3 separate regions of the Homo sapiens genome follow, and regions 1 and 3 are each linked to region 2. Evidence: chromatin loops called from intact Hi-C (ENCODE). Cell type or tissue: heart right ventricle. All regions are shown on one strand.

What was found. A loop is a pair of places that touch in the nucleus more often than their neighbours do. Peaks named below come from ENCODE experiments on the same cell type or tissue, not always from the same donor. Only the 100,000 strongest peaks of a DNase experiment are listed, where the experiment ranks them.
Region 1: a loop joins it to region 2, with 4 times the contacts of the local background. A loop is called at or near these places in 75 of 110 quality-filtered maps.
Region 3: it touches region 2 in a loop (3-fold over the local background); 11 of 110 quality-filtered maps call a loop at or near these places.

Annotation. Positions count from the first base shown.
Region 1 is chr17:6,827,707-6,835,706 of GRCh38, reverse strand. TEKT1 (tektin 1) reads left to right here and starts at 3,978. Exons shown (of 8, transcript NM_053285.2): 1 at 3,978-4,058; 2 at 5,314-5,520. The coding sequence starts at 5,331. RefSeq lists a silencer at 3,966-4,015. In heart right ventricle, no CTCF peak of the experiment used is centred here; a DNase peak (open chromatin) is centred at 3,946; H3K4me3 peaks cover 605 bases; H3K27me3 peaks cover 6,608 bases.
Region 2 is chr17:6,661,916-6,669,915 of GRCh38, reverse strand. No RefSeq gene overlaps it. Among named protein-coding and RNA genes, the nearest start is that of MIR4520-1, 10 kb to the right of the region's middle. In heart right ventricle, a CTCF peak has its summit at 3,730 (motif pointing left); a DNase peak (open chromatin) is centred at 3,695; H3K27me3 peaks cover 2,330 bases.
Region 3 is chr17:6,890,389-6,898,388 of GRCh38, reverse strand. It overlaps LOC124903908 (a long non-coding RNA gene), which reads left to right and starts at 3,443. Exons shown (of 2, transcript XR_007065597.1): 1 at 3,443-3,524; 2 at 3,833-5,149. It also overlaps the pseudogene ALOX12P2. RefSeq lists enhancers at 3,708-4,207, 4,208-4,709. In heart right ventricle, a CTCF peak has its summit at 4,005 (motif pointing right); no DNase peak of the experiment used is centred here; H3K27me3 peaks cover 5,946 bases.

The DNA.
Region 1 (8,000 bases), 170 kb before region 2:
CCATACAGTCCTGTAATTGATCAGTGTCTTATGAATCTTTCCCATTTTTTTATTCCTTGTTGATTTGCTGTGAACACCTGAAAGAAAGATGGTGGAGAACATCTCTTCATCCTTACTGGCAGTGAAAATCTGTTATTTCAAAGGGGAAGCACATGCTTTATATCCTTTTATTCCCCTAAGGGCCTCTTAAAAGCACATCACAGTTATTTGGTAGGTTAAAATTCCAATGAAAAGCTTTTAAGTTATCATGTTTGTTAATTGCTAATTTGGGGTTAGCGTCATACAACAGGGGACTAAGTCCCCGCTACAGACGCAGAACACTAGGGTCTTGAATGCCCAGCTTCGCACAATGGCCTGTGATATTGATACTTATTATAAGGAATAGCAAGAATAAAGGGCTAGTGGTTTCTTATCAATGAACTCACTGCTCCACAGTGAAACCTAAGATGGAAAACAATTCACATCTTACCAATACCATTATATGAAGGGAGTCTTTTCCCCCCAATCTAGGTGCAGTTCAGTGGGGAAGTTGACACAGATCCCAATACTACTGGCAATGCTACCAAAACAGAGGTCAAGGGTCACAGTGGCCACTGTATGACAGTTAAATAAGAAGTGAATAAGATCTGATGTTTGGGTAGCACTTTTGCATCCATAAAATACTCAGGATAGCATGACAGATTTATCGAGGATGGGAAACCTGAGGCTTGTCCGTGGTGAGATCCAGGCTGGAAGCCAGTCTTCAGGCCCCTGGCTAAGTGTGTCGTCTCCTAGACATACTGCCTCTGTTCATCTCCCTCTGAATTCTTCTGGTTTCAAAATAACTAGTTAGCTCTGTCTCAACGCTTTCACACCTCCTGCTCTTCTATCGGCTGCCGTATTTGTGTCATTCATTTACTGAAATCATTTATTATAAAGAGTTTCTGCATTTTTATATTCTTTTAAAAGAGATAATAATTGTACAACTCTCAAAAGGCAAAAGATTATTCAGTGAAGCCTCCTTTACCCTCCACACCCCAGCCATCCAGTTCTCTTTCCAGAGGCAACCAGTGTTACCAGTTTCTTATGTATCTGTCTGGAGAAATTCTAGGGGTACACAAACAATTACATTTTACCATTTTCTATCATAACAATGGTAAAATACTATATATGTAATTCTTCTGAACCTTGCTTTTTTCATTTAATATATCTCGTTGGTCACTCCATATCAAAGAGATGTAAAAAAGATTTCTAATTATATATTTTACAGTAAAAAATACTCTATGACTGTTTCATAATTTATTTAATCAGTCTCCTCTTGGTGGACATTTGGGATATGTAAATTTTTTTCTATTAAGAACAATTTTGCAATGAATAACTTTTTACACACAGTTACATCATTTTGCACATGTGCAGATGTATCTGTAGGATAAATCCCTAGATGTGGAATTGAATTGCTGTGTCAATAGCTGTGCATCTGTAATCTCCACAGAAGGCAGAGACTGTGTTTTATCTTCATCTATCCTTGGTGTCTAGCACAGGTCTTGATACTTCATAGATGTTCAATAGGTATGTGGACAAATTAATGAATGAGTGAATTCAGAGAATGAGTTCAGAGAGTGGTCAACAAATCTTTGTTGAACAAATCAATGAATGAGTTCAGAGAATGAATGAGTTCAGAGAATGAATGAGTTCAGAGAATGAATGAGTTCAGCAGGGATGATCATGAGGGGGTGGTGACTTTTGGCACCATCTCTTGTATTTCATATACTACTCTGAAAATGACATCAAAATTTAATTTTCTTCATACTTATAACTTTCTTCTGTAGGTTTTTTATTTATTTTTATTTTTTTAGATACACGGTCTCACCATGTTGCCCAATCTGGTCTTGAACTTCTGAGCTCAAGCAATCCTCCCGCCTTGGCCTCCCAAAGTGCCAAGATTACAGGTGTGAGCCACCATGCCCAGCCCTTGTGCAGCTTTTAACTTTTCTCAGAATTTGTATTTGTCTATTTTTAACTTATAAAAATTAAAAAATATTTTAATAGGGGTCTGTGTCACCCAGGTTGGAGTGCAATGGTGTGATCATAGCTCACTGCAGTCTCAAACTCCTGAGCTCAAGCCATACCTCCCAGGCATTCCAAGTGATGGCACCTCAGGCATGCATCACGGAGACTGTCATCATTTATCTACTTTTTATTGCTCAGAAGAGACATAATTTCAACTCACCATGTGGTTATACTTCTGGGTTATGAATCATAGTTTGTATAACTCTTCTTAAAGATATTGTTCAAAACTTCTTTTGACTTTTAGTTGTAATTTGGACTCATTGCTTTTTAGTTCGGTAGCTATTACACCGAGCTTTCTTTTCATCACACAGCTGGGTTGGTTCCACTATGTCTTATGTCCAGTATCTTCTTCTTTCTGGATTTTTCACTTTTGCTCTATTATTTTTTTCCATAAAGAATGTACGCTCACCGTTTTGAGTACTGGCATGTCCAAAGAAATCTTTTATTTTGCTCTCATACATGAAATGCTTTGACTGGTTGTAGAATCCCAGATTTGAAATAATTTTCTATAGAATTTGAAGGCATTATCCTAGCATCATTTCTAGCAACCATCATTTCTAGCCACCTGTGTTAGAGACGAAACACTTGATACCTATTCTTTCTTTTTCTTCTTATTCTTTGAATTAAGAAATTCCACCAGAATAGGTATAAAGTTGGCCCTTCCTATCCGTGGATTCTACATCCTTGGATGCGATGACACACAAATAAAAAATATTCAGGAAAAAAATTCCACAAAGCTCCAAAAAGCAAAACTTGAATTTGTTGCACCCTGAGTGCTATGTTGAATCCATGCGAATGAAGCGATGAGTAGGCATGGTTAGACATTGTATTAGGTATTGTATTAGGCATTGTATTAGGTATTATATTAGGTATTAGGTGTTGTATTATGTATTGTATTATGTATTGCATTAGGCACTGTATTAGGCACTATATTAGGTATTGTATTAGGCATTGTATTAGGTATTGTAGCAATCTAGAGATGACGTAAAGTATGCCTATCTAGGGATGTGCGTAGGTTATATACAAATGCTACACCACTTTATATGAGACTTGAGAATCTGCAGATTTCAGTATCTGAGGGGGATCCTGGAGCTAATCACTCTATGGATTATATGCATAATCCACAGGGAGGACTATATGTAAGGAATGGGGGTGTGTGTTAATTTCAGGTGGGTCGTTAATCTAAAGACTTGAGTCTTTGGCTCAAGTTATCTCTCTCTCACTTTCACAATTGTTTTGCCATTCTCTCTCTTTTTTTCTTTCCTTCTGGAAGTCCTACTTGACAAATATTAAATCTTCTGGAGCTATCCCCTCAGATTTAATTTTTCTCCCATATTTTCCATCTCCTAGTGGATGCAGAGTGACTTCTGGAGTGTTTGCCTGAAGGCGTTCTACTCACACACCTGCCCTCACAGAGTGCCCCATCGGGCGCCCCACGCAGAAATAAGCCAGTTGTGGTAACAGACCTATACAAACTCTGGAGGAAACTCATTGTAGCTTACAGAAACAATCAACTTGGCTTCCTGATTTTTAACCCTCAATTTCGCCTGCGACTGCGAGGTCCTGGAGGCATCGCCCAGCCCAACCCCACTGTACAGCCGGGAAGTCTGAGAGCCGGGGTACAGCGCGACCCGAGATGATCCCGCCCGCGGGAGGGCTCGGACTAGACGCAGGTCTCCTGACTCCCAGCTCGGGGCTTTGGCCGCTGTCTTCTGCTTGGTGCCCCGCGTCTTCGCGGTAGGTTGAGGTGGCCGGAGCATCTGGCCCTACCCTTCCCACACGCCACACTCCTGGGTCTCTGGCTCTGGGGTCCGCAGAATTTGCGCCTGCGCTAAGCCTTTGGCCAGGCTGCTCAGTGGCGGAACCAGCCCTCTTTGCCCTGGCAACGCGTCACTTGTTGTCATGGAGACCGCGTTGTTTACCTCTCTGTTCTGCAAGAGCTGGAAGCTCCAGTTGGGGTAAGGAGGCTCCCATCCCGAGCTTGCGTAGTGGTTCTGTGTGGCGCTGAGGTAAGTAAACCATGACCCCACCCCACCGACCCCTACCCGCAACCCTCCCCGCCTAACCAAATCCTTATGACGTTGGGATGAGCCCTAATTTAGGTCCCCACCTCTCTGGGGGCTATTCAGACTTATCCAGGAGCCTTGGGTTAAATGCTGGGCTCCACACTCAGATAAATTCGGTAGAAGCCATAAAAGGGACTGGGCTAGGAAGAAACGGAGAAACTCCATGTTGTCTGAGGGGGCTGGGTGGGCTGAGGTTCTCAGCCTAGTCAAGATCTGACTCTAGTTTCATCCTTATATATGTGAAGGCTTCAGAGATCCAGAGGCCCCTAAGAGCAGGGACTCAGACCTTAGGGTAGAGATGGGAGTGGGGGCAGATTTCAGCCCTGTCTGAGGAAGGCAGTTCTCATGGTCCATCAGAGTTGTATGAAGATGAAATGGGTAATTTTAGCGTTTCCACTGCCGACAGCCTCTGCCAGCTGGCTTCCCCTGTGTTGTTCCCCTTCCTGTTCTCTCCTTTTCTTTGTCCTGGAAGTTTTCAGATTCTTTTATGTGTTGAACAAGTTCAATACCCAGTTGTCAGTTTACACATGTTACATTTCCTCCTCCTCCTCCTCCTCCTCCTCCTTCTTCTTCCTCTTCTTTTTCTTCTTCTTTTTTTAAGAAAACATCTCTGGGCTCATCTGTTTGGCAGAACATTACTCCATGACCCAACAATTCTAATGAGTTATAAAAATGCATACACGTGTTCACCAAAAGACATGTATGAGACTATTAATAGCATTCTCATTATGGCCCTGGAGTGTAAACAACCCAAATATCCATAAACAGTAGAAAAGACAGCTAGATTTTATTCATATAACGGCACCTACACAGCAACGAGAACGAACAAACTGCAATCATATAGACAATATGGATGAATTTTACAAACATAATGTTGAGCTAAAGAAGTCAGAGACAGAATAATACATACTGTATTATTCCATTTATGTTAAATTCAAAAACAGCAAAACGAATTTGTAGTGTTAAAAGTCAGGATACTGGTTACCCTGAGGGGCTTGAGGTGGAGTAACTGGGAGGAGGTTAGAGATGCTGGTAATGCTTGTTTCTTGGTTTGGGTGCCGGCTACACAGATAGATTTATTTTGTGTACAGATTATGATTTATGCAATTTTCCGTATATATGTCATCCTTGAATAAAAATTATCATAAAAAAGGACAAATTGCTTTCATTTAATCTAAAAGAGTCTGCTTTTGATCAGGAATTTGGAAACCTCAAATGGCTAAACTATTACAACCTCCACCCAAGTTCCTGCCCTCAGAGTGGCACATTGCTAACAAGAACCAGTACCACAGAGCAGACGCTCAAAGGTCCCGATCAGAACGCCTGGTCGCAGAAAGCCAGAGGCTTGTGGATGAAATTGAAAAGACCACAAGAAAATCTCAAAGCGATGTGAACAAGAAACTAGGTAAGACAACATGCTTGGCATATTCGTGAACATGCTAGGATGAGGCTGTTGAGTTTAGCTATAGTGTCATGTTCAGATGTGGCAACATATTATTTTTGAATATTAGAGAAAATCATGTGTATTCTCCAGGTTCTATGTTTAAGTTCACTGCCCTAAGATAGACACAAGGTAACCCAGCCTGATTTTCAGCCACCCATCATTCATTTATTTGTTGATTTGATGCACAGTTATTGAGCATCTATGGGCATCTATGTACTACACACTAGGCATATCACAGGGAATGATCAGAATCTCTGCTTTTTAGGGGCTTCTAACTTGAAGAGGATAAAGATACAAAAATTAATCATCAGAATACAGTCAGCCCTTTGTATCCATGGGTTCAGCCAGTTGTAGGTCCAAAATACTTAGGAAAAAAAAACAATAAAAGATTACAACAATTAAAGAATACAAATAAAAACAATACAGTTCAACAGCTATTTACATAGTATTTGCATTGTATTAGGTATTATAAGTAATCTGAAGATGATTTAAAGTATACTGGCTGGGTGTGGTAGCATGTGCTGTTAGTCCCAGCTACTTGGAGGGCTGAGGCAGTAGGATCCTGTAAGCCCAGGAGTTAGAGACCACCCTGGGTGATATACCAAGACCCTGTTTCATAAAAAAAAAAAAAAGAAAGAAAAAGAAAGGAAGAATGAAAGAGAGAAAGAAAGAAAGAAAGAGAAAGAAAAGAAAGAGAAAAGGAAAGTATATGGGAAGATGTGCATAGGTTATATGAAAACACTACACCATTTTGTATAAAAGACTTGAGCATCCATGGATTTTGGTGTCTGTCAGGGACTCTGGAACAAATCCTCTGAGGATACCAAGGGACAGGTGTATAACCAGATAGGTGCTGGGGTAGGGGAACAAAGACGGGGCGGAGTAGATGTGAAAAATTGGAAAAGTTTTTCTAGAGAAGAACATTTACTTGAGTCTTAAAAGGAGTCATTTTCTCTTGACAATTCCTTACTTAAAACAGTATTTACTTAAATTTCTTGAGACAGAGTCTCGCTCCATCACACAGGCCAGAGTACAGTGGCACAATCTCAGCTCACTGCAATCTCTGCCTTCCAGGTTCGAGCGCTTCTCCTGCCTCAGCCTCCTGAGTAGCTGGGATTACAGGCGTGCACCATCACACCCGGCTAATTTTTGTATTTTTGGTAGAGACGGGGTTTCATCATGTTGGCCAGGCTGGTCTTGAACTCCTGACCTCAGGTGGTCCGCCCGCCTCAGCCTCCCAAAGTCTGGGATTACAGGCACGAGCCACCGCACCCTGCCTAAAACAGTATTTAAAAGGTAGCGTTCTTTAGCAAAGATCTCAGGAAAGCACATTTAAAAAAAAAGATAGTATCCTTAAATAATCAAAACAAAAATAAACATAAAACAAAACAAACAACCAACGTCGGCTAAATGCCAAAAAGGGATTAACCAGGGGTAACCAACTCGACTATCTATAGGGACCAAGCAGGTAGCATAGGGATTGAATGTAAGGCATTAGGGTTTAGTAGGGACTGTGGGGACCTGGAGAACGTGTGCCCCATCTAAGGAGGAAGCTGCTACTCAGTTTCAACCCATTGCTTCCAAGAAAGAACATGAGCCCAGTGTTGCCTGATTGTCCGATTTTTTCAAGAAAATCTGGAAAGCAGGAATTTATTCACGTTTTAAATGTTGGTAACTGACTTAATTTATTTATAACACTGGGCCAGCTGAACAAACACGTTTATGGATCAAACCTGGTCTGAGGACTGTAGTTTTCTAATTTCCAGTAAATGAAACCTTCATTCAGGTCAGCAATGTTAGATGTTAGGCTCTCCTAATAGGTTGACCCTTACATTGATACCACCCTGTAGATAGGCCTGTTCTAAATAATTGTGCAAATAGGTAGGTGTTAAAAATGAGAAGGCGCCCGGGCATGGTGGCTCACGCCTGTGATTCCAGCACTTTGGGAGGCCAACGTGGGCGGATCACAAGGTCAGGAGATTGAGACCATCCTGGCTAACATGGTGAAACCCTGTCTTTACTAAAAATACAAAAAATTAGTGGGGCATGGTGGCATGCATCTGTAGTCCCGGTTACTCAGGAGGCTGAGGCAGGAGAATCGCTTGAACCAAGGAGGTGGAGGTTGCAGTGAGCCGAGATCGTGCCACTGCACTCCAGCCTGGGTGACAGGGTGAGACTCTGTCTCAAAACAAAAAAAAGAAGAGAAATCATTATTCATTTTCACAATACTCTGTTTCAGTAGATACGGGGAAAAAGTGAACCTTCATTGATTCATGGAATCATTTTAAAATTAGCCATTAGGCATTAAAAGCATCAAATATGTAGGAATAAATCTAGCAAAAGATGTGCAAGTGTTTTGCACTGAAAAATCATTTTTTCAAGAAATTAAAGAAATTCTTAGTAAATGCAGGGATTTATGAGTTAATGGATTGGAAAACCTA
Region 2 (8,000 bases):
CCAAACCAGAAAGGAAAAGAAAGAGATGGTGGGGTTGGGTCTTGGTTTAAGAAAGGGATGCAGTGATTCTGCAAGTTCTGAAGTGTCTTGCTTGTTGCAAGCACAGCGGTCTGTTTAAGCCAGCTGACGTCTGGATGCCCAGCTGGTGCATCACCAGCTGAAGACAATTTAGAATAGATGGAAGGCAAAGGAAGAAGGGATCCTGGGGTCACCCCTCCTGGACTGCTCCGACAGTAGGCACGATCTCATTCTAAACTTGATCATCCAGTTCTGCATGTTTCCCACCACTATTACCCATCACAGAAGCTGGCACTGAACGGGAACTCAGTGAATTGTGGGTGGATGAAAAGGTGAGAATTTGACATATTCTAAGACCACGTAGTATAATGACCATGTAGTATGAATGAGCACATGTCACCAGACAATTCCAGCTCTATCCAAAGCCTCTCTAGCTTTTCAAAGGTGCCCTTCATCATGTTCTGGGGATGCTATGCCCCTTGTGCCTGCCCTGCTAACTGCCAAGGGGATGCCCTTCCTTACAGAGGCCAAGAACATTCAGTGACCGTGCCCAGGTCCAGACAAGCCCAACCTTGTTCATTCGCTCCACGCATAGCTACAGAACACAAAGAGGCTTTGTGACAGGCCTGCCCTTGATGTGCTTTCAATCTCACGGGAGAGACAGGAGGAAACAACAAAGAATCATTCACGGAGTGACCACATGGATGCTGTAAAAACAGGCAGCAGCGGTGGGGAGCGAGAACACCCAGGAAGTGGGCTCAGAGTCAAGGACTAGGCAAGTCTCCTTGGGGAGGTGGAAATGGAGCAGGAATTTGAGGACAAACAGGAGTTTATCTGACAGAAGGAGCAACCGAGGTCAGGGGCACGTGTGAGTTTGCTTCAGCCTTCCCCAGCTTCTCATCAGTGAACCACAGGCAAGAAATTCATCCCGACCATTCCTTCATTCCTTCATTTATTCCTTCCACCAACACTTACTGCATGCTGGCTCTGTGCCAGACGCTGTTCTAGGTTTGGGGATATAGGAGTAAACAAGTCAAAGTCCTTGCTCTCCCGTGGGGAACATAGATCATAAACAATTAAGCAATGAATAAATAATATCAAGTCCCATTTTAGTAGGCGCTATAGAGAAATAGAAAAGGTTGACCAGGCGTGGTGGCTCATACCTGTAATCCCAGCACTTTGGGAGGCCAAGGTGGGCGGATCACGAGGTCAGAAGTTCGAGACCAGTCTGGCCAATATGGTGAAACCCTGTCTCTACTAAAAATACAAAAAATTAGCCTGATATGGTGGTGTGCACCTGTAATCCCAGCTACTCAGGAGGCTGAGGCAGGAGAATCGCATGAATCCGGGAGGCGGAGGTTGCAGCGAGCGAGATCACGCCATTGCACGCCAGCCCAAGCAACTGTGCGAGACTCCATCTCAAAACAACAACAACAACAAAAATGAAACTAATTAATCCAGAACAAGATTCCCAGCCTGTGAGAGGTTGGTGCTCAGGACGGAGGCCTGGGCGAGAGAGACATCCGCAGTCAGGCAGCGGTTGCCATGTGAGCGCCGGGGCAGTGTGCAAAGTGAGAAGCTAAGGCGGAGGAAAGAATTCTGGGGACCACTGACATTTGCCGGGTGTGGGGGGAGGGGGAGAGAGAGTTCAGGCTTACGGAGAACAACAGAGGAAAAAGTTTTGATGAGGAGGGAATTGTCCCCAGAGCCAAATGCTACGGAAAGGTCAGAGAAATTGGGGGTCGAGAAGAAGCCATTGGATTGGGAAGGGGAAACAGCACGAAGTTACATTGGGAAGGACAGATTTGGTGAGGTTGCAGTGCAAGGGCAGGGAAAAACGATCAGGACGGGGACGTGTGAGCAGCGAGGGTAGAGAGCTCTTTGAAGAGCCTGGGAAATAAAATGAATAATGGCTTAGGGTGTGCAGGGGTGGGCAAGAGGCAGAGAAATGGGAGTCCAGTTAGGGCAGGGGGAGATGAGACATTTTTGTTGACCTAGGCAAGGGACCAGGAGGAGAGGGAAAAGCTAAAGACTTCAAGGAGGAAGATGTAACCCAGGGACTTCCCACTGCTTCCTTCCCACCCCCTCAAACTCGGGCTACCTGGGACCCCCCAGGCTTCCTGTCTGACGCCAAGCTAAATGCCCTCTGTGGCACCTTCCCCCACAGTGGTTGCCCAGCGTTTGTCTGCTCTTGCTTTAGAAGACAGAGTGCTCACCGCCACAGGGCTGGCTCAACTGTGAGAAATGTTTTCCCTGGAGATCTGACACAGACGTGGCACAGTGTTGGGGTTTCAATGGGGCTTCCTATGTTTGTCTGTAGAATAAAGTTTTTTTTTTTTTTTAAGACGAAGTCTCACTCTGTTGCCCAGGCTGGAGTGCAGTGGTGCGATCTCGGCTCACTGCAACCTCCGTCCCCTGGGTTCAAGCGATTCTCCTGCCTCAGCCTCCCAAGCAGCTGGGATTACAGGCAGCTGCCACTGTACCCGGCTAATTTTTGTATTTTTAGTAGACACGGGGTTTCACCATCTTGTCCAGGCTGGTCTTGAACTCCTGACCTCGTGATTCACCCATCTTGGCCTCCCAAATTGCTGGGATTACAGGCGTGAGCCACCACGCCCGGCCAGATTTTATAATACATTTTTTAAAGTCTTTCTTTTTTTTTTTTCTGAGCCCAAATCCTCCTAGCTTTTCACCGTTTGATTCTAGTTCTGCTCTTGAGGCTGCCTCTGACAAAGACAGCCCTTCAGATAGCAGAATGAAGTGGTGTCTACCCATTCTTCCCATCTTAGGCTTGAATATCCCCTGCTCTTCTGATGGCCTCCAGGGTTTCTCCCGACCACATCACACCCTCAGTATCCTTAGGAGTAGATACAGTAGGTAGAAGACTAGGCATTTATTCCTCTTGTACCAACAGCGGCTGCTGGTTGAGAGCATAAGCTCCGGAGCCAGCTAGCCTGGGTTTGGATCCTGGCTCTGCTTCTTCCTAGCCAGGAATGCTGGGTAAGTCACCTAAGCTTCTCAATCCTCAGTGTCCTGACCTACTTCACCTAGGTGTGAGGAGTGCATGAGTTAGTACATGTAGAGTGCTGCAAACAGTGCCTGGGGGAGACTGAGAGCTCAGTGTGTGTTCTCTGCTCTACGATATTAAAGTGCCAGGCCAGGTGCAGTGACTCACATCTGTAATCCCTTTGCACTTTGGGAGGCTGAGGCAGGAGAATCATCTGAGGTCAGGAGTTGGAGACAACATGGCGAAACCCTGTCTCTCCTAAAAATACAAAAATTAGCCGGGCGTGGTGGCTCGCACCTGTAGTCCCAGCTACTCGAGGAGGCTGAGGCAGGAGAATCGCTTGAATCTGGGAGGTGGAAGTTTCAGTGAGCTGAGGTCGCACCATTGCACTCCAGCCTGGGTGACGGAACAAAGATGGTTTTACAGGACCTTGGTTTAAAAGTAACTAGACACCTGGAAGTACTCCCAGGGAGGTGAAAAATATCCAAAGACAAGGATCCAGCCTGTGGATGGAGACTGGAAAGTGGCTGCAGTTATATCACACAGAGAGTGCTGCGATGCCTAGGAGGACCAGGTACGTGTGCCCTGTCTCTTTCAGAAGCTTCAGGCCTGGCTTCAGGCTTCTGTCCTGCTTGGCATTCGCCTGTGGTTTCCAACTCCTCCGAAGTCCAGCCTTTGCTGCTGTGCGGGGATTGTCTGCCCTCTACTGTCCATCGTCTGTCATGGCACACATTTAACAGATGGCCAGGAACTCAAGAGGGGGCACTAATTGGGAGAAAACTTAGAGACGCACTTTTCTCCAACTCTTTTGACCATGACTCCCAGAAATATATTTTACACTGCGATTCCAAACAAAAAAGTTTCACGAAATAATGTTTACCAGCCAGGCACCGTGGCTCACGCCTGTAATCCCAACACTTTGGGGCAGGGGCGGTGGCTTATGCCTGTAATCCCAGCACTTTGGGAGGCAGAGGCAGGCGGATCACCCGAGGTCAGGAGTTTGAGACCAGCCTGGCCAACACTGTGAAAACCCGTTTCTACTAAAAATACCAAAACAAAAAGAAAAATTAGCTGGGTGTAATGGTGCGTGCCTGTAATCCCAGCTACTCAGGAGGCTGAGGCAAGAGAATCTCTTGAACCCAGGAGTAGGAGGTTGCAGTGAGCCGAGATGGTGCCATTGCACTCCAGCCTCGGTGACAAAGCAAGACTCCATCTCAAAAAAAATAAAATTAAAAGAAAGAAATGTATTGTCTCAGGCCACTCCGGGCCAAATACTGTGCTGAATCTATCAGTCTTAGGACTTTTAGAGAGAAGGCTCCACACTATCATCTCCTTGGAGCCTGGATATCAGTGTATAGACACCTTGAAAGAGCCATTTTGAGACCTTCCTAGACCATACACATTCTTATTTTTGGAGATCCTGATCCATATCATATGATACATACTAAAATTTATGCACATTGGGACTTACTGTTTTAGTCCATTTTGCATTGCTATAAAGGAACATACAAGGCTGGGTTATTTGTAAAGAAAACAGATTTATCTGGTTCACAATTCTACAGGCTGTACAAGAAGCATGGTACCAGCCTCTGCTTCTGGCGAGGGCTTCAGGGGACTTCTACTCATGATGGAAGGTGAAGGAGAGCAGGCATCACAGGGAGAGAGCAAAAGAGCAAGAGAGAGGGGAGCTGCCAGACTGTTTTTAGCAGCGATATCCCCCGCTGGAACCAGGAGTGAGAACTCAATTCTGCAGGAATGGCACTAAGCCATTCATGAGGGATCCGCCCCCATGGTCCAAATACCTCCCACTAGGTCCCATCTCGAACACCAGGGATCAAATTTCAACAGGAGATTGAAGGAACAAGTATCCAAACTATATCACTTATTAATTTCAATTTTGTTTTCTTTTTGTATTTTGAAGGCAACGAGTTTTTTGGGCCTCAGCCATTTTTGTAGGCCCTTGAACAATTCACAGGCCTTAGGACTATACCCTATCATGACTAATGGGTGAAGTAGCCTTGGTAAAAAAAAATCTGATCAATGAATATACACTAAGGAGAAATTTAATTACTTAGCCCTTATCTCCTGGTCTTTTTTTTTTTTTTTTTTTGAGATGGAGTCTTGCTCTGTCACCAGCCTGGAGTGCAGTGGTGCGATCTTGGCCTACTGCAACCTCTGCCTCCCGGGTTCAAGTGATTCTCCTGCCTCAGCCTCCCAAGTAGCTGGTACTACAGGCATGTGCCACCACGCCCAGCTAATTTTTGTATTTTTAGGAGAGACGGGGTTTCACCATGTTGGCCAGGATGGTCTCCATCTCTTGACCTTGTGATCCACCTGCCTCGGCCTCCCAAAGTGCTGGGATTACAGGCATAACCCACCATGTCCAGCCTCTCCTGGTCTTTTTAAAGGGAAATGTGGACAGGCCATTAACACTAAATACATGAGTTCCTACTGGTGAAATCTTTGCTACTCTGGTAGACTGGTGGGGGCAGTACAACTGCAGGTGGACCAAATGCCATGCGACTGGCAAGGTGTTCTCACTCCGAGCCTCAGTTTCCTCAAAGTAAAACAATGGGATTACATTAGCTTGATGATGTTCAAAGATCATTAGCATTGGGACCCTTTTGCAAATGAAATCTTATATGGCAAAAAGCAGACGTGGGATGGATAGACTTCTGAGTTTAACAGCTATGCAGGATGTCTGTGAAGACATCCAGGAGAACCTCCCCTAGGTGCCTGCAGAGATAGAGAGGTTTACTACAGGCAAGGACAGGTTTAGGGACCCCAGGAATTCCTGAGGCCTTGATTGGATCTCAGCTCTTAAGAACAGCAGTGTTTTTCAAACCTCATTGACAGTGACACAGTCAAAAATAAAGTTTGCTTCAAGATATGGTACATATGTAGTGAAATACAAGTTTTCATAAAATATATACACTGTAAAATAAAAGATTGTCCCACACGCTGGCTGGGACAAGGATGTTTTGGGAATATAAGCCACAAAACTCTTCTTGGAAATCAATTGTATGCCTGATTAAATGCTTAAGCCACTTTCTGATGAATTTTAATGAGATTATGACCTCTTGTTAGAAACCAGTTACCTATGTACACAGCTAATATCAACCCTGGAGGGAAGGAATCCAAGGGCCTTTAACTGTCTTTTAATAAATCTAATAATCCTTAACTAGAACTTTTCTTTCTTTTTCTTGTATCCAGTCTAACAATGATTATCTAGTCATTCTCTTTTCCTGTAAAGTGTCCTTACCTATAGACACTTGTTGAATTGACTTAGCAAAAGCCTCATTTCTTGCCGCAACATTGTAATAAAAACTTTGACACTGGGTCATAACTAAATTGTCCAAACCTGGCCAGGCGCGGTGGCTCATGCCTGTAATCCTAGCACTTTGGGAGGCCGAGGAGGGCGGATCACCTGAGGTCGGGAGTTCAAGACCAGCCTGGCCAACATGGTGAAACCCTGTCTCTACTAAAAATATAAAAATTAGCCGGGCGTGTTGGGCACCTGTAATCTCAGCTACTCGGGAGGCTGAGGCAAGAGAATCGCTTGAACCCGGGAGGCAGACGCTGGGCACCGTACTCCAGCCTGGGTGATAGACCGACTCTCTGTCTCAAAAATAAATAAATAAATAATAAAATAAATTGTCCAAACCCACCTCCTTTCTTACCCTTTCCTCTTTCCTTCCTTCCTTCCTATTAAACAGTGTGATGTATTCTGATATTGCTCTACTGATATGTTTTATTCTACTCTATTTCATTTTTTAAAATGCTGACTGGGACCCCCTAAATTGATTTCGCCAGTCTTTAATGTTTTGACTGCAGTTTAAAAACCACTGGGATAGCAATCCTGGTGGACCACTTTATTAAGACAGAAACACATTGTTGCCATTATAAAATAAAATCAGAGATGGAAACCAGGAAAGATAAAGGCACATGGTGAAAGCTGAGAAACTGTCTTCTGAAATTAAAAAAAAAATTAAAGGATGGGGGCAAGCCAAAAACTTTGAGAATATGGTTGCAATGCAAATAAGTGAGAATTTGTCTTCAGAATATTTAAAGGACTCAAGTAAGAAAAAGACGTGAAAGAAGCAAAACGAGCAAAGATATGAATAGAGAAGTCACAGAAAAAGAAACCCACAGGGGTAATAAGCGTATGAAAGGATGCTCTACCCTACCAGTAGACAGGAAAGAACAGAACCTGGAATTATTAAAACTTCAGAAACTTGGAGGAGGGACCCTGGAGATCTGAAACTCAGACTTTTGATAAGGGGTGCCAGTTGGCTGGTGCTGGTATTCTGAGCAGGGATGCAATAAAGCAGCTTTTTCAAACATTAGAAAGTTGCAACGTGGATTCAGCTGCCACTAAGGGAAGGAACATCTGCTACCAGGGTGAATTAGTTACTGGTGTGAGCTCGACATGGAGCCAGGTAAGAAGGCAGGAATATGGTTTGCAGAGACCTAGCCTTAGACAGGAAGCTGACTTTAGAAGGTAGAGGGTTGGAGCCAAGGGCGAAGCCTAACTCCCACAGTCAGTTCTATTGGTTAATCAGCATTTATATTTAAACTTCCATACTCAAAAGAAAAAATGGGCCAGGCGTGGTGGCTCACACCTGTAATCCCAGCACTTTGGGAGGCTGAGGCAGGCAGATTACCTGAGGTCAGGAGTTCAAGACATGGTAGCACACGCCTGTAATCCCAACTACTTGGGAGGCTGAGGTAGGACAATTGCTTGAGCCTGGGAGACAGAGGTTGCAGTGAGCCAAGGTTGTGCCACTGCACTCCAGCCTGGCTGACAGAGTGAGACTGTCTCAAAAATAAAATAAAATAAAATAAAATAAAATAAAATAAAATAAAATAAAATAAAATAAAATAAAATATTCTTTTCTATCTAACACAATGCAACTATTCTTCATAGAAATAAAGATGCTATTAGTCTCTCCTTGAGAAAAGAGACACACAAAGT
Region 3 (8,000 bases), 230 kb before region 2:
GAGGAAGGAGAGCTTGGGGGAGGAATGGGAAAGGGAAACAACCCCTAGGATTCTTCCAATATTGAACCATCCTCCCCTTCACCCATCCATTTCCATACCAGGTCAAAAATTCCCCATTCGGAGACAAGACTACTCTGGGCCAGCGTGTTGATCGCCATGGTGTAGCGGAAGTGGGGGATCAGGAGCTGATTATGGAAGAAAGAAATGGGACATGGTCAAATAAGAGAGTTCCCAGCATCCATGAGGGAAGAGGATGTTAAAGGAAGTGACAGAAAAGAAGGGAGAGGATGGGTCTTTATGAAATGGAGAGACTTCTCGTTAAATTGGAGTGGGTCAGGGTAACATTTGGGAATATAGAGATGGGAAAATGTCTTCTCAGAGCATCCCGTGGTGAAAGTTTTAGGAGTTCACTTATTTCCACAGTTTCATGTCCTTGGAAGAATTCTAAAAATCCCATATCCTCGCAGGTACCCACATATGAGCCCATCCCTTTTTGCCTTCACCCTCCTATAATTATATTCCTTCTCCTCTCTCTGTCATACAAACATGTGCAATATTGGATACCCTAAAGAAAACCTGTGCTTGACCCCCACATCCTTGTCTTGCCATCTCCCTGTTTCTTGCTTTCCCTTTCACAGCAAATCTTCACTCAGTGTTGTCTTTGCTTACCCACCTCACATTTGCTGCTCACCCCCATGAATCAGGCTTCCTCCACTTCCCTGAGATGGCGCATGTCCATTTATTAACCAATGACTTCCATATTGAGAAATCCAAATGTCACTTCTCTGTAACTTTCTTGATCTCTCAGCAGCACTTGAGACAGATAATCACGCGTCCCTCTTGAAACGCTTTCTTTTCCTGGCTGCCATGGATTGCACTTTTTGATTTTCCTCCTACCTCAATGAGGTTCCTTCTCTTGTTTCTTTTCTCACTCTGCTCCCTTCTCTCAGTCTGTAAATGTTGGTTCACCCTAGAGTTATATCTCGGTCAAATTCTCTACAAACCCTAGAGAACTTCATCCAGTACAATGACTTTGATACTTTTGTTTTCTAATGACTCTAAAATCTGTATTTTCAACCTACACCTCTTCTAGGAACTCCAGACTCACATATCCAGTTGCCCTCCTGACATGTGCAAATGGGTCTTTATAGGCATTGGAAGCCCCACATGGTCAGAAAATAACTCTTGATTCTTCTCCCCGCTAAGTAACATGGCTTCTTCTCTCATCTCCTCCCACTTCTTCTTCCTCCTCATCCCAACTCATGCCCTACACTTTAATCTCACCCAATCTCAGCCATTATCCATGTTCCCTTCTTTCCTCGCCTCTTTAGATCTTTGTGGCTGTAATGTTCCACCCCTCACTTGCCCACCTGGAAACCTCCTCAGCCAAAATTTCAACTCCTTTGCAAAACCTATTCTCACTTCTCCCCCCAACTCATAGTAAGTGTGTGTCCTGGGTGTTTCCATATTACTGTGTATGTGTACGCGTGTGTGTATGTATCTGTGTATGTGTCTCCACATATAAATTGATTGCTGCTAGACTGAAATGTACAAGGTTAGACTCTTTGTAGGAGTCTGAAATATGAAGGACAGTCAGATACAGAATGACAGAGATGCTGAAGTACCTTGTAGATAGGATGGAGGCTAGGCAAGCTTCTCATTGTAGCCACAGCAATAACCTCAGCAATCAAGTGTCCCCTCAGCAGATGTGACTGTAACTGCTGCAGCTGGAAATCAGAGCTCCGGACCCAGGTCTTGGCCAGGAGCCAGGCCATGGGGGGATGCGAGGGCAGAAAGAGCAGAGGTGGGGGACATCCGTGTCAAGGTGGCTGGAGCTAGAGCAGGAGAGAGAGTGGGGGCTGAGAACTTGTGTATCTAAGTCCCTAAAGGAGATCAGTGTCTGGTAGAAAAATACCTGGGCCCTCTCACCTGGATGACCATGGGTAAGAGTCCTCCATCAGGCTGAAGCTTCAGCATGACCAAAGGGGCTGCCACGCATTGCTGCTTAAAAATGATGACATTAGGCTTGACTCCATCCAGCAAGGAGAAATCCACTTCAAACAGAGATCCAGCCTACAGGGCCAGGGGCAGGAATAGAAAACAGGGTTGGAGTTGTTTCTGGAGCTGCCCTTCTCTCATTTTCCAGGGTGGATCCTTCCTCTACCCACCCAAGTCTTTTTTACTTTAAACACCAATCACTTTCTGCAGAACCAAAAAACTGAATGCAAAGTTTTCATGACTGATGTCTTCCTTCAGACTTGGAGCTCCCTGCAGCGAAGTTTCTGGTTTTCCACCACATAAGGCCACTGCATTCTTCACGTATCCCCTCTTCTGCCAGCTTTAGCCAATGTAGCAAAAATATTTCCTTTAGCTACCCATCTCCCCCCAAAAACAGATTCAGCTTTTAGCTCTCCAAGGCTTTGTTTAGTTTTTCTTGCTATTTCTCTCCAGAAGCTTGCGCTTTTCCCTAAGGCTGATATATGTTCAATGAAGAAGGAAGAGAGGAATGTGGAGAAAGAAAAGAAGATACAGGAGGAGATGTTGTAGATCAATGTTCTCAATCAGGGGCAATTCCTCCTCTCCCCAACCCCAGGACATTCAGCACTATCTAGACACATTTTTGGTTGTCACAACCGGGGGGATGCTGCTGGCATCAATGGGTAGAGGCCAGGAATGCTACTAAACACCCTACGATCCACAGGAAAGCCCCCCCCCCCCCCCCCCGCCAGCCAACAGAGAATTATGTGGTGCAGAATGTTAATAGTGCCAACGTTGAGAAACCTTGGGTGTAGATGGAGGAGATGAGAGAAGGGGCTGGAGATGGGAGGAGAAGGGAGGTGGGGGTAATGGCTGGGATGGTGGATGGGCAGAAAGCCCAGCAGCACCTGGAGTTCTTTCTCCAGCTGGGTCTTCAAGTCTTCCATCCCTGGAGGCAGCACCAGGCAGGCTGGGAGCCTTGAAGAACACCTCAGGAGCATGGGGTTTGCACCATTGAGAAACTGGTACCCAAAGAAGGCATCATTCTTCCAAGAATCATAAACCCGCTCTAGGAACATCAATTGGGGAGCACCCTGTGAGCTCTGAGCTCCGAACTCCTAATCCCACTGATCTAATCCTCCATCCCCCTCCTTTTTCAAATCCCTGGGTTGGAAGTCTGTATATTGGTTTTGGGAGGTTGTGAAAACTGACCAGCCAGGACAGTCTTTCCATGTGGGAATATTTTTTTGAAATCTTCCAGCCTTTTCACACAATTTATGAAATCCAGTGTCCCCTTAATGGCCAAGTCCTTCAACCTGTGGAAAGAATGGAGTGCAAGAAGATCAAGGAAGCATCCCACCTTGTGCCCTAGGAAGCAAGTGCCCAGCCTCTACCTGGTACTCACCCTTTTGCTAGGGAGACATTAAAGTCTAAATCCTTATCCTCGAGGAATCGCTCGTCCCTAGGAAGGTCCGGTTGCCTATTCCCTGCTATAGGCAGGATTAACCCATCTTTCCAGGAGCCCCACCTGGAGGAAGAACACACAGGTAGGGGTAAGGAGGCAGGTGGCAGGTTTCTTGGGATCTGGTAGGGGATCAAAGACTTCCTGGGGCTCAACGGTACACCTTCCTTCTTTCCTCGAGCTCCTGTTCCCGATATTTCTTAAACAGGTTCTGGGGGTCATCACTCACGGTCCGGGCTGGGGGAGAGGGACAAGAGCACATGCCCTCCCTGGTCACCCCTCCGCGCTCGGGTCTCCCCATCAGCCACCCTCCCCCTTCACTTCTCCCCATCTCCCTCATCTCTCATTTTCCCTCTTTTACAGTAGCCTCCCCCCACCCGCTTCTTCCTCCAGCCTGCCAGGGGCTGTGCCCCTTCTCCACCGAGCTCACCAGTACCCTCAGGCAGGCAGATAATTCCGTGGCCCTGCACCCAGCGGTAGCAGGGGAAAAAGGCCTCGCCTTGGGTCCCCGGGCCCTGCACTGAGATCCACTTGCAGAACCAGTCGAGACTCAACAGCACGTTGTGTTTGCGCAGCTTCACCATCAGGAGGCGCCCCAGGTGCAGGGGGACGTCGATCTCAAACTCTGCCTCCTGCGCGACAGTACACAGCTCAGGTTTTGGGGTCTTCAGGGAGGACGGCGGGGTCGGTGAACCTTCAGAGAATCCTGGCTCCGTTTCCCCTCCACAGCACAGCCGGGGAGAGGTGGAGGTGAGGAGGAGCAGCTGGTACTGCGGGGCGCCAGCCTCCCCCCGGGCCTGCCGTGCCCACCCCAGCGGGCGTCTCTGTCCTTCCGCTCGGGCAGGAAAATGCCTCTCATCTCTCCTGTTCCTCTCGCTTTTCCTATCAGGCGCACCAAGTGCACCCGACCTCAGCCCCTACCCCGCTTCCCAGGTTTCTCATGGGTGGGGCAGCAGCACCCTCCGAATGGCCCCGGCCCCCAGTGACACCTCTGAGTCCCAGGGCCCCAGCTCTCACCGCAGTCCGCGCTCACCTTTCCCCACACCGGTGGCAGCTGCTTCCCTAGGTCTGCCTCCCCGTGCTCGCCCACCAGCCATAGCTGCACCAGGTTGGGAGAGCCCGCCAGGAGCAAATCCCCGGTGGCTACGCGGACCGTGTACTTGCCCATCTTGCCCGGAGATCCGGGGAGAAATCAGCTTTAAAAGGATCTGAGACCCAGCTCCCAGGGAACCACGCCCAGCCCAGAGTGGCTGTTGTATTTGGGTTTCAGGCTCCCCACCTCCCACCCACAGATTCCTCCCCGACTAGGAGGAACGCTGGGACTGGCGCCAGGCTAGGGTCTCTGTATCCAGAGTTTCTCCCGGCGGCTCTGGAAAGGGCAGCCTCACCCTTATTCACTTGGCAAACACTCCCTGATGCCAGTTTCACACCCTGCCATGAGCCAAACACAGCAGCCTACGGACGATGACAGCTAAACACTAGCTCCCACCCAATTTTGGTGAATACATAAATAAGATTGCCACGGAAGTGAAATGGCTTGATCATAGGGGTATTTTTCAATGGAAAGTTGACACTCCCCAGACACTCCTGCTCACCCACGGCTCGCCTCTCTCCTGGACCTCCTGGGCTATCGTGAACAGAAGGGCTTGAACAGCCCTTCCACCTCCTCATGTTGAAAGAGAAATAAAGGGCCATTGTGTTTTCATTGAATGGGGGTCCATAATAAGAGCTCTTCTAGGTCTTTCTTGCATAAGCTACATCCAGATGAGTTGACATTTATTTGAAATAAATGTCTAGAACCTAAAGGTTCTTGTGGGGAAAAAAACTAAATGCAGCCTCTATTTAGATCTTTACAGTTTTCTCAAAACCTTTTATAGTTGTATGGCTGACTCCTAGTCATCAAATTGACAGTGACTTTTAAAAGATTATTGTTTATGTAGTCATAAAATATTCAACTTATTTTTAAAAAATACTGGTATGTTTATACTCCTATTTCATTAGTTTGTCTATAAATTTCATCATTACAATAACAAATATAACTGATATAAACAGTTTTTTTTTCTTTTGAGACAGTCTTGCTCTGTTACCCAGGCTGGAGTGCAGTGGCATGATCTCGGCTCACTGCCACCTCCGCCTCCTGGGTTCAAGCGATTCTCATGCCTCAGCCTCCTGAGTAGCTGGGATTACAGGCGCCCGCTACCACGCCTGGCTAATTTCTTTTTTGTATTTTTAGTAGAGATGGGGTTTCACCACGTTGGCCAGGCTGGTCTCAAACTCCTGACCTCAAGTCATCTACCCACATCACCCTCCCAAAGTGCTGGGATTACAGGCGTGAGCCACTGTGCCTGCCATAAACAGTTTTGGAAGTTTACACAACTATTCTTGATAAACATAAAGCTCAACTGGTGGACATCAAAGTGCCGGGCAGGTCAGTTTTTTTTTTTGGAGGAGATGGACAGTGTCAGTCTCCTGATAAGTTGGTGATGGGTAGGTAATTTAAAAGCTTCTATTATAAAATCTAGTCTCTCTGACACTGCCCTGTCCACTGCAGTCACATCTCCCAATACTGAAGAATCCTGAGAATACGAGCGGTCATGACACTTACTCACGTCATTCACCAGTAAAACCCTCTATCCTTCCTCCTCAAAATCAGGAATGCTCTCCTATCCTCCCCATTGACCCCCACCCCTCACAAGCTTCACCTCCACTCTGTGCCCTACCATTATCCTCTAGAGCCTCAACTTCTCTTTGAAGAAGATCCTTCTAACATTTTGGCAACATATTCCCTCCACTTAACCTCTAATTCCCATTTTCAGTTTCAGTCACCGACCAGTGCAATAACAGCTTAGACTTCATTTGTCACTTAAAACTCACCTATAGTATATTACCCATTTTGTGGTTTATCCACTCAGCCCATGAGCCACTCTCCCCTTCCTGAAGGTTCTGACTGGAGAGAGAAGAAAGAGAGAGAACAATTGAGTTTCTGAGGGTTTTCCAGGTCCTGTGAAATCCAGCTCAATTCTCTTCCTTGGGTTCTGTGAGACACCCAAGCGGCTTTCCAATAAATCCCACTTTGTTGCTTAAGTTAGCTTGAAGTAGGCTTCTAGAACAATTAACTCTACCATATATAAGACAAAAAAAAATTCCTGTCAGAAGGGAATTGCAGTGAGTCTCAAGAGTTGAAGTATAAACATGAACTTGTGTTCCTTTTCTAATAACTCTTCCTTTCTCCTGAGTAGCGGTTTGCTTAACAGTTTCGTGGCCAACTCCACAATTTTCCAATCATTCTTGTTTAATAGTATACTCTTGTTTCAATATTCAAGATTGCTTCTTTTATAGCTTCCATATCAAAGTCCATTCTAGACTCATCTCCTTGCCTCCAGCCTCCTTTCCTAAACTATGTTCCTCTCCACCTGTCCTAACTCAAGCTAAACCTGTTTTTGAACCTAGAGGCTTACAGTAAAGGAGAGGGCTTATCTTTTTATCTTTTTTTTTAAAAATGAACTTTCCCTTTTTTCTCTCTCTTTGAGTCTCATATTCTCATACATCTCCTATGAAGGAAGCAAAGAGAGAATGAAGAAACCACTTAGTAAGTAGTCAAATGTATCTCTGCCATCTGCTACTGGCTACCTGTGTGAACATTATATGGTTCTTATAAGCAATGTTTGGTTTTCTTGGAGCAATGTTCAGCTTCATGCCTATCTTTGCTACCAAAAGAACTCCTTCTAGAATGAAATCCGTATTTCATCGGGACACTATCCCAACGTCATTTTCAGGTTGGATGTTCCATTGTTTAGCCTGGAGAAACTGCAGTCTGATGGTTTCTGCCCTTCTGCTAGTCTCCACGACCCTTCATATGGAGCCACAGGAATCCCTGACATGCTCTTGTTTACCCTTTAAGGGCTGCAGAGAAGTAAAATGAGTTGAAAATGGCCTGCATCTTCTTCTAAGGCACAATACATTATGATTATTTCAGGCTTGGCACTCTTGACCAGTGTCTCATTAAAAAATGCTCAGTGAAATTTCTTCATTCAAACAGTAGCAAACATGAGTTGCTATATTAAAATATGCTCCCAAATTCAGAAAATACATGCCAAATAGCCCCTTCTTCTCCATAATGGAGGAATAAGACTGTGCAATGCTCTATACTGCTAAGATCTCAGAACTCTTCCATAATAACTTTCAGTATTCTACACCTCAGTGATGGTACTAGGAGATTCATATTCTGCCAATTTTCCCATATCAGTCAAGGACTCAATATAAAACAGTTGGAACACTTAAATTAGAATAATTAGAGGAGGGTTTATTTACAAAGGAACAACTTATGGTGGATAGGGTGTGATGGAACCAAAAAGGGATAGTGCAGGAGCCTGAGGCTGGCAGCAGTGTAGCTGGCACCATCCCTGGGCCCAAAGGAAAGAGGAAAGAGAGAAGTAACTAGCCGAAGGGTATGAAAGCTCATAATAGTATCCTTCCAGGGAAGAAAGAAGAAAGCATAAAGATAGAAAATAGATTTAAAGAGACCAAGTAGCTGTGTTGAGGAAACTCAAATTCAAGATAA